2 separate regions of the Homo sapiens genome follow, and region 1 is linked to region 2. Evidence: chromatin contacts called from ENCODE Hi-C or POLR2A ChIA-PET data. All regions are on one chromosome and are shown on one strand. The core of a region is the stretch at or near the end of the contact, and the rest is flanking DNA. Distances in the headings are between cores, read along the strand shown. Region 1 overlaps MORN3 (MORN repeat containing 3). Region 2 holds the start of COX6A1 (cytochrome c oxidase subunit 6A1).

Region 1 (4,486 bases), core at 555-3,054, 1.2 Mb before region 2:
CCTTGGCTGGGCTGCCTGGGTTTAGCTTGGGGGAGTAAGGGCAGGTCTTAGGCCGGGTGCAGTGGCTCATTCCTGTAATCCCAGAACTTGGGAGGCCAAGGTAAGAGGACTGCCTGAGGCCAGGAGTTCGAGACCAGCTTAGGCAACATAGCAAGACCCTGACTCTACAAAAAAAAATTTTAAAATATAAAAGAAAGGAAAAGAAAAAGAGAAAGAAATGGCAGGTCCCCTGTGAGATAACCCAGATGACCCAGAGAGAAGGCCTGTATCCTGCCACACTGGCTGCCAAGATTGGAGATCATAAAATTTCCTGACCACTTCTCAGCCTAACACAGGGCTCTCAACCTTGAAATCCCATGGAAACTTTGCAAAGCTGTGGAAGCCCAGGTCCCATGCCCAGAGATTCACAGGTTCACATCTAATTCATCTGGGGTGAGGCCTGAGCTTTCAGAAAATTCCCCAGGTGATTTTTTTTTTTTAAGACGTAGTCTCCCTCTATTGCCCAGGCTGGAATGCAGTGGCGCGATCTCAGCTCACTGCAACCTCTGCCTCCCATGTTCAAGCGATTCTCCTACCTCAGCCTCCTGAGTAGCTGGGATTACAGGCGCATGCCACTGAGCCCAGCTAATTTTTGTATTTTTAGTAGAGATGGGGTATCACCATGTTGGTCAGGCTGGTCTTGAACTCCTGACCTCGTGATCTGCCCCGCTCAGTCTCCTAAAGTGCTGGGATTACAGGTGTGAGCCATCGAGCCTGGCCTTTTTTTTTTTTTTTTTTTTTTTTTTGAGACAGAGTCTTGCTCTGTCACCCAGGCTGGAGTGCAGTGGCACAATCTCGGCTCACTGCAACCTCGCCTCCCTGGTTCAAGCGATTATCCTGCCTCAGCCTCCCAAGTAGCTGGGATTACAGGCACCTGCCACCAAGGCTAATTTTTTGTATTTTTAGTAGAGACAGGGTTTCACCATGTTGGCCAGGACGGTCTCGATCTCCTGACCTCGTGATCTGCCCGCCTTGGACTCCCAAAGTGCTGGGATTACAGGTGTGAGCCACTGCTCCCAGCCAAGATCAGATGTTCTTGCATAATGGGCAGGTGAGCTCTGGAGTCACAGTGCCTGGGCGTGAATCTCGGAGCTGTGTGTTCTCAGGAATGTCACCCAAACTCTGTTCTGTTGGTCTCCTCACTTGCAATATGGGGCATTAACAGTACTTACCACCTGGGGTTACTGTGGTTAGTTACTGTGAGGATGAGATAAGGCGGTGGTTTTAAACTGTGGGTAGGATTTTGTCCTCCCTCAGCCCCACTCTTTCTTGGGGACATTTGGCAATGTATGACATTTTTGATGTCACAACAGGCAGGAAGAAGGCTACTGGCATTGAGTGAGTAGAGACCAGGGATGCGGTTAAGCATAGTGCAATATCACCATGCTACAAAAAAAAAAAAAAAAAAGAATTCAGCACCTGTAATCCCAACTACTTGGGAGGCTGAGGCAGGAGAATTGCTTGAACCTGGGTGGCAGAGGTTGCAGTGAGCCGAGATTGCGCCATTGCACTCCAGCCTGGGCGACAGAGCGAGACACCATCTCCAAAAAAAAAAAAAAAAAAAATGTTGAGAAACCCTGAAATACCACGATTCTAGCTAAGACCTCAGCAAGAGGCACATAGCACATAGTAAAGCCTCAATAAACACCACTGACCTTACTGAGGTTCTCTCTGCCCCCTAAGTCATAAGTAGGGTGGCCTCACCAAGGGTGTGGTTCTCAGTCTGTACCTCTGGCACTGGGAAGCCCCGCCTGGCCACCCTAGGATGCAGAATTAATCATAACTTCCAGATATGGAGCACTCACTCTATTCCAGGCCGTGTGCTGACAGCTTCGCAGCAAGCATTCTCTCCTGGCACTCCCCGACAACAGTGAGGTGTCTTGCTATTACTGCCATTTTAGAGGAGGAAACAGGTTCAGGGAGGATCACAAGTCATCAAGCTAGTACTGTGCTTAAACTTAGGTCTAGCTGTTCTTAATGTGCAGAAGAGTGTAAAGGGTTACCATTTTTAAAGAAAAAGTGGGGGCAGGGCATGGTGGCTCATGCCTGTAATCCTAGCACTTTGAGAGGCCGAGGCAGGCGGATCAAGAGGTCAGGAGTTCGAGACCAGCCTGACCAACATGGTGAAACCCTGTCTCTACTAAAAATACAAAAATTAGCTGGGTGTGGTGGAGTGCATCTATAATCCCAGCTACTCAGGAGGCTGAGGCAGGAGAATCACTTGAACCCAGGAGGCGGAGGTAGTGGTGAGCCAAGATCACGCCGAGCCGAGATCGTGCCGCTGCTCTCCAGCCTGGGCAACAGAGCGAGACTCCATCTCAAAAAAAAAAAAAATGTTGGAAGAGGGTGTGCTTGTTTATGTACAAAATGTCGCTAGATTTAAACACAATAAACTGGCAAAGATGGTTGTCTCTGGGGAGAATTGGGGACTTGGGAACAGGAGCTGAAGAACAACTTTTCAGTGTTGTGTTTGGAACCATGTGAATGTATTATGTATTCAAAATGTAAATAAAAATGAAGTTAAAGAGACTGTGCTCCTAACTAGGAGTGTTTGTCTAAGTTGCCTGGGTGTGAGAGCACCTGGGGTGCTTGTTAGAAATAGATTCCAAAGACACACCCAGACCTACTTAAATCAGAATCCTCCAAGGGCTTCGAAACCTGCATTTGACAAGCCTGGCTGATGAGTCGAGTCCCGGCCAGTTTAGGAACAAGAACCCAAGACAACAGGATCCTAGCCCAGAAATAATTCCAGCTGGATCTTGCATCCCTACAGAAGTAGGGAGGTGGCTGTCCTAGGGGAATACGTAAAAGATGTCCAGGACGGCCGGGTGCGGTAGCTCACGCCTGTAATCCCAGCACTTTGGGAGGCTGAGGCAGGTGGATCACCTGAGGTCAGGAGTTGGAAACCAGCCTGGCCAGTGTGGTGAAAGCCCATCTCTGCTAAAAATACAAAAATTAGCCGGGCGTGGTGGCTCATGCCTGTAGTCCCAGCTACTCGGGAGGCCGAGGCAGGAGAATCCCTTGAACCCGAGAGGCAGAGGTTGCAGTGAGCTGAAATCGCGCCACTGCACTCTAGCTTGGGCAACAGAGTGAGACTTGGTCTCAAAAAAAAAAAAAAAAAAAAAAGTCCAGGACTTCTCTGGGGAGCAGTGGGGGTTCATAGAGGTCCCTCCCTCATCTACTTGATACCCTTCAAAAGTGTGGATTAGGCCAGGCGTGGTGGCTCACGCCTGTAGTCCCAACACTTTGGGAGGCTGAAGCGGGTGGATCACATGAGGCCAGGAGTTCCAGACTAGCCTGGCCGACATGGTGAAACCTCCATCTGTACCAAAAAATACAAAAATTAGCCAGGCGTGGTAGTGTGCACCTATAATCCCAGCTACTTGGGAGGCTGAGGCAGGAGGATCGTTTGAACCCGGGAGGCGGAGGTTGCAGTGAGCCAAGATTTCACCACTGTACTCCAGTCTGGGCGACAGAATGAGACTCTGTCTCAAAACAAAACAAAACAAACAAAAAAGAAGTGTGGATCCTGGAGCATGTGACACAGGACTGCAAATGCTGCTGGAGGGAAAAGGAGGGTCCCCTTCCCCACCCAGACTATGAAGCTGCCGTTCACTGTGTCCCAGTCCGCACAGGACAAGAACTTAAGGCCACACTTTCCAAATTGTGTTTCTCCAGAGTCTTGGGGTTCTGTGAAGCACCTGGGACAACAATGATAGGAGAAAGAGAAATATCAGGCCTGCTGATGCTCCACCCACATTTCACTTCAGCCAGACTACATTCTTTTATAAAACTAATTAAAAACTTGGTTTAAATTTTTCTTTTTTGAGACAGGGTCTGTTGCCCAGGCTGGAGTCCAGTAGCACAATCAAGGATCACTGCACCCTCTACTTCCCAGACTCAAGCGATCTTCCAGCCTCAGTTTCCCAAGTAGCTGGGATTACAGGCGCGTGCCACCATGCCCAACTAATTTTTGTATTTTGTGTAGAGACAGGGTTTCGCCATGTTGCCCAGGCTGGTCTCAAACTCCTGGGTTCAAGTCATCTACCTGCCTCATCCTCCTAAAGTGCTGGGATTACAGGCGTGAGCATAACCACTTTCTATATTAGATGTTTGGGACAGACAGAAATCTCAAACTCAAAGGCCTAATGAGGCCAAGAAAGTCACATGAGTGAAGGCGGCCTGGTGTGAGACAAGAGGGAGTGCTGGGGACTGTGGAAAAAATAGGCCCTGGGGAGAGTGTGGCTGCAGTGCAGCTGCTGCTCATTGTTGCTCTGTAAGAAGGTGGCCCCATGCAGCTAGGGCTTCCAACAGTTCTTTAATGTATGTATGTGTGTGTGTGTGTGTATGTATGTATGTATGTATGTATGTATATATTTATTTGGGACCGAGTTTTGCTCTTGTCGCCCAGGCTGGAGTGCAATGCCGTGATCTCAGCTCATTGCAA
Region 2 (4,461 bases), core at 1,962-4,461:
CATTCTGCTAGCCATTCAATGTCTTTGATATCTCAGGCCCGTCAAGGACCAATCTTTTGTTTTTTGAGACAGAGTCTCACTCTGTTGCCCAGGCTGGAGTGCAGTGGCACGATCTTGGCTCACTGCAACCTCCACCTCCCGGGTTCAAGCCTCTACACCCAGCTATAGGAGTGCGCCACCACACCCAACTAATTTTTGTATTTTTAGTAGAGACAGGATTTCATCATGTTGGCCCGGCTGATCTCCAACTCCTGACCTCAGGTGATCTGCCAGCCTCAGCCTCCCAAAGTGCTGGGATTACAGGCATGAGCCACCGCACCTGACCAAGGACTAATCTTGATGCTTAATTAGCACCACTCCACTTGGTCCCTTTATCCACATCAGGCACAATAAACCAAGAGGGGCTGTTATAAACACTTATTCAATGGGCTGAATTGGACCTGTAACACTAAACAGCAGCCTAGACCTTCACTGTGGAAACAGAAATAACTAATGCCAATTTCTTTTCAACTTGGACACTGACTTGAAGCTCAAATGCTAATTTCTGCGAAAAAACACAACCAAAGAAAGTAACTCTCAGCTCATGACCAATCTAAATTTAAGTTATTTATTTAAGCCATCTCCTGCCACAAGCAAAGGGATGGGAGACCAGTATACCAGTCATCATTTGATACAAGTAAAGAAGGTGAGCTTAAGGTCCCATATACTTTTTCTGGTCCATGTGCAGAGTAACGGTCCAAACCAGTGCTGTGGTCCCTGGTGCCCGGGTAGTGGTCCAGATTCTCTTTATTCATCTTCGTAGCCAGTTGGAAGTGGATTCACATGAGGGTTATGGAATAGAGTATGGTTACCATCTCCCCAGGGAAACGGCTGTGGAGTGAAGATGTCAGTTAGATAATTCCAGAAAATAATTTAGAAAGAACACCGTCATGAACTGCTTATAACGGGGTGACAGATCATATATAAAAACAAAATGGAAATTAGTCCTTTATCTACTGGTGTAGTTCAACCTTCCCATTATTTAAGGAGCTCTTATAACTACCAGGGGAGCCCTTAAAGTTATCCTGGCTACAGGACAGTTTTAATTCCAGAAACAAATATGGATGGCAGAAAATGCAAGCTCAAGTTAGTTACTCATCATCCTCTCCCTAGTAACTAGTATATCCAGTGCTGTGTTTATGAAAGTGTAATCCTCAAATCACCTATATCAAAATGGTGGCAGTATTAGGGGAGGGAGATGCTTAATTAAATGCAGATTTCTGGCACCATCCCAGACTTCAAACAATATCTGGGCTGGGAAACTGCAGCCCACCCTGAATTATCTTGCCTATTACCTTTGAAAAGCATTACTTTAGGGCAACGGTCTCCAACCCAGGGTGATTTTGCCCCTTCAGGGCACACTGGGTAGTATCGGGAGACACTGTGATGGGGGCGGGGGAGGGGGAAGCGGGAGTGGGGTTGCGCAGGTACTACTGCCACCTAGTGGGTACAGGCCAAGGATATGGCTAAACATTTCACAATGCACAAGATAGCCCCCCAACAAGAATTACCCAGCCCCAAATGTCAACAGTGCTGAGGCTGAGAAACCTTTACTGTTTGGCTTCTAATTGCATTGTACAAGGATGGGAGTGCCGCTCAAAGACTCAACAAATTCAAGAGTCTAGGTTAAGTTTCTACAAGGCCAGTCCTATATGGGCTAGGTGATGTAATAATAATAATAATAATAATAACTTTTTTCATCACTTCTCGGCCTTTTGGCTAAGATCAAGTATATTATTACTATTTTTTTTTGAGACGGAGTTTCACTCCTGTTGCCCAGGCTGCAGTGCAATGGCTGGATCTTGGCTCACTGCAACCTCCTCCTCCTGGGTTCAACCTCCTAGATTCTCCCACCGCAGCCTCCCGAGTAGCTGGGATTACAGGCGCCCGCCACCACGCCCGGCTACTTTTTGTACTTTTAGTAGAGATAGTGTTTCGCCATGTTGACGAGGCTGGTCTTGAACTCCTGACCTCCGGCGATCCACCCACCTTGGCCTCCCAAAGTGCTGGGATTACAGGCGTGAGCCACCGCGCATGGCCAGTATTGAAGAATCAGAATAAGCCCTTGTTAAAGATACAGCAAACAACAGAGGACACAACATTGTAATATATCTACATCAACAACCAATGATAAAACAGTCGAGAAAAGGTATTGGTGGGGAATAGAGAAAGCTGTCAGTCTCTTCATTATGCAACTAGTAGCTGCCAGATGCCCATGTTTTGTTGTTGCTGTTTTGTTTTGTTTTGAGACCAGAGTCTCGCTCTGTTGCCCAGGCCGGAGTGCAGTGGCACGATCTCAGCTCCCTGCAAACTCCGCCTCCTAGGTTCAAGGGATTCTCCTGCTTCAGCCTCCCATGTAGCTGCTGGGTTCGCTTACGCGAACCACCTTCAGACTTTGCCACTCTAATTGGATTTCCCAAACCTCCAGGCTTTACACAACGGACACCTGTTTCAGAACTGTCTCAGAAGTAAAAAAAAAAAAAAAAAAAAAAAAAAGAACTGTCTCAGAAGGCAGGAGGTAGGATGAATCGGAGAAAAGGGAAACTGAAGAGCACTTATTGTATGACCTTGAAGAAGAGAATTGAGACGTAATCCCAAGTGTCAGCTGTCCATCCACAAAATGGAAGAAAATACATTTTCTGTTTGTGAGGATAAACAAGCTGTACACGCCTGGCACCCATGCCTTCAGAGAATGAAGAACTTGCACTAAGGCACACATAACGAAAAGAGAACGGACGCTTGAAGAGATGTACAAGGGCGTACCTTGGTCCTGATGCGGAGATGGGGGTAGGCGATGAACTCGGGTCTCTCGTGCTCTCCGTGGTGCGACTTCAGGTACACATTCAGCATGCTGACTGCCACCCCGGGGAGCGCGACGAAGAAGGTGAGAGTCTTCCACATGCGAGCTGCGGAGAAGCCACAAACGTTCAGCGCCGGTATGGGGCGGGCCCGGGTCTCACTTTCCCTCCCGCAAGGCCTCGGGCCAAGGTCACAGTCCCTCCCTGTCTCGCCCGAGTGGGGCTGAGGCTCGACCCGTCGACCCCGGCCCCAGTACCTGAGCCCTCTTCGCCATGGGCGCCACTCGACATAGGCCGCCCCAGCTGTGGGCGGGACCGACCCAGCAGCCGAGAAACCGAGGACACACCAACTACCGCCATTTTTGATCTGGACTGCCGCAGCGCCGGAAGCGGAAGTGGAAAATTGGCTCTGGGGGCGGTACTACAACCTCCAAAGGAAGTTACTATTGGGCGCCGCCCTCCCACTGGCATTAACCTGAGCACTATCATCCGGGACGACGGAGTCCTTGTCAAAATCCTCGGCATCTCGGGCAAGAGAGAGCATGCGCTCTGCACCTCCCTTCAGGCTTTACCGTTTCCTTCGTGCGCATGCGTGTGCCCTCCGGTCTCCCTACCGTCCCCACCTGGGCGAGGCGGAAGCTCAAGAGAGGTTTGTGCAGGGTGCCCTGGTACCTGGAATCGCTCCCTTCGTTGGAGTCCATGGACGGGCATCTGGAGGTTCTGATCCCAGACCGCCCTATCTAAAATTCCGTTCCCCTTCCTCGCCATCCTCCGACTGCGTTTTCTCATAGCACATAACATTGCACCTTCGTCGTTATATTATTATTTTGTCTGTCTCCCCCACTAGAATATAAAGTCTGTGATACCAAGAGTTTGGCACTGCAGCATTCTCAGAATAATCTGGGAATGGTGTAATTTGGAATCATACCTGGCACATACCAGATACTTGATATAAATTTGCTGAATGAATGGATGAATGAATGAATAGCAACAGAAAGTATAAAGAGCACTGAAATTGGTGCCAGCAGACCTGGATCCTAATCCTGACTCAACAGTCTCATCTTTTTTTTTTTTTTTTTTTTTTTTTTTTTTGAGACGGAGTTTGACTCTTGTTGCTTAGGCTGGAGTGCAGCGGTGCAATCTTGGCTCACTGCAACCTCTGCATCCCAGGTTCAAGCAGTTCTACTGCCTCAGCCTCCTGAATAGCTGGGATTACAGGCACGCACCACCATGCCTGGCTAATTTTTTTTTTTGTACTTTGGTAGAGACAGGGTTTCACCATATTGGCCAGGATGGTCTCCATCTCCTGACCTTGTGATCCGCCTTCCTCGGCCTCCCAAAGTGCTGGGATTACAGGCGTGAGCCACTGTGCCCGGCCTTTTTTTTTTTTTTTTTTTTTTTTTTCAATAGGCCCCTTTGAGAATGTAATGAGGACCAGCGTGGTGGCTCATGGCTGTAATCCCAACACTTTGAGAGGCCGAGGCGGACAGATTGCTTGAGCTTGAGAGTTTGAGACCAGCCTGGGCAACAAAGCTTTTTTCTTTATTAGAAAAAAAAAGAATCTAATGAAAGCTTTGAACCCTTTCCTCTAAAGACACACCTATGTGTAAACACACAGTATAGC

The links. A loop is a pair of places that touch in the nucleus more often than their neighbours do. ChIA-PET counts read pairs that join two places held with the same protein, here RNA polymerase II (POLR2A).
Region 1: a map with no recorded cell type shows a loop between it and region 2 (16-fold over the local background). The contact joins the enhancer-like site here to the promoter of COX6A1 in region 2. A Hi-C loop is called at or near these places in 1 of 37 single-sample maps with no recorded cell type. POLR2A ChIA-PET finds 5 or more read pairs at or near these places in 1 of 52 experiments (Panc1).

Annotation. Positions count from the first base shown.
Region 1 is chr12:121,646,824-121,651,309 of GRCh38, reverse strand. MORN3 (MORN repeat containing 3) reads left to right here. Exons shown (of 6, transcript NM_173855.5): 6 at 1-2,568. Among named protein-coding and RNA genes, the nearest start is that of MORN3, 21 kb to the left of the region's middle. RefSeq lists an enhancer at 1-237. Within about 2 kb of position 1,804, at least 4 of the 41 ENCODE cell types and tissues checked have a DNase peak (open chromatin) inside an H3K27ac peak, as active enhancers do.
Region 2 is chr12:120,436,863-120,441,323 of GRCh38, reverse strand. It overlaps COX6A1 (cytochrome c oxidase subunit 6A1), which reads right to left and starts at 3,211. Exons shown (of 3, transcript NM_004373.4): 1 at 3,095-3,211; 2 at 2,803-2,945; 3 at 594-870. The coding sequence starts at 3,197. The coding sequence ends at 787. It also overlaps the pseudogene LOC124903126. RefSeq lists enhancers at 2,517-3,038, 2,965-3,174.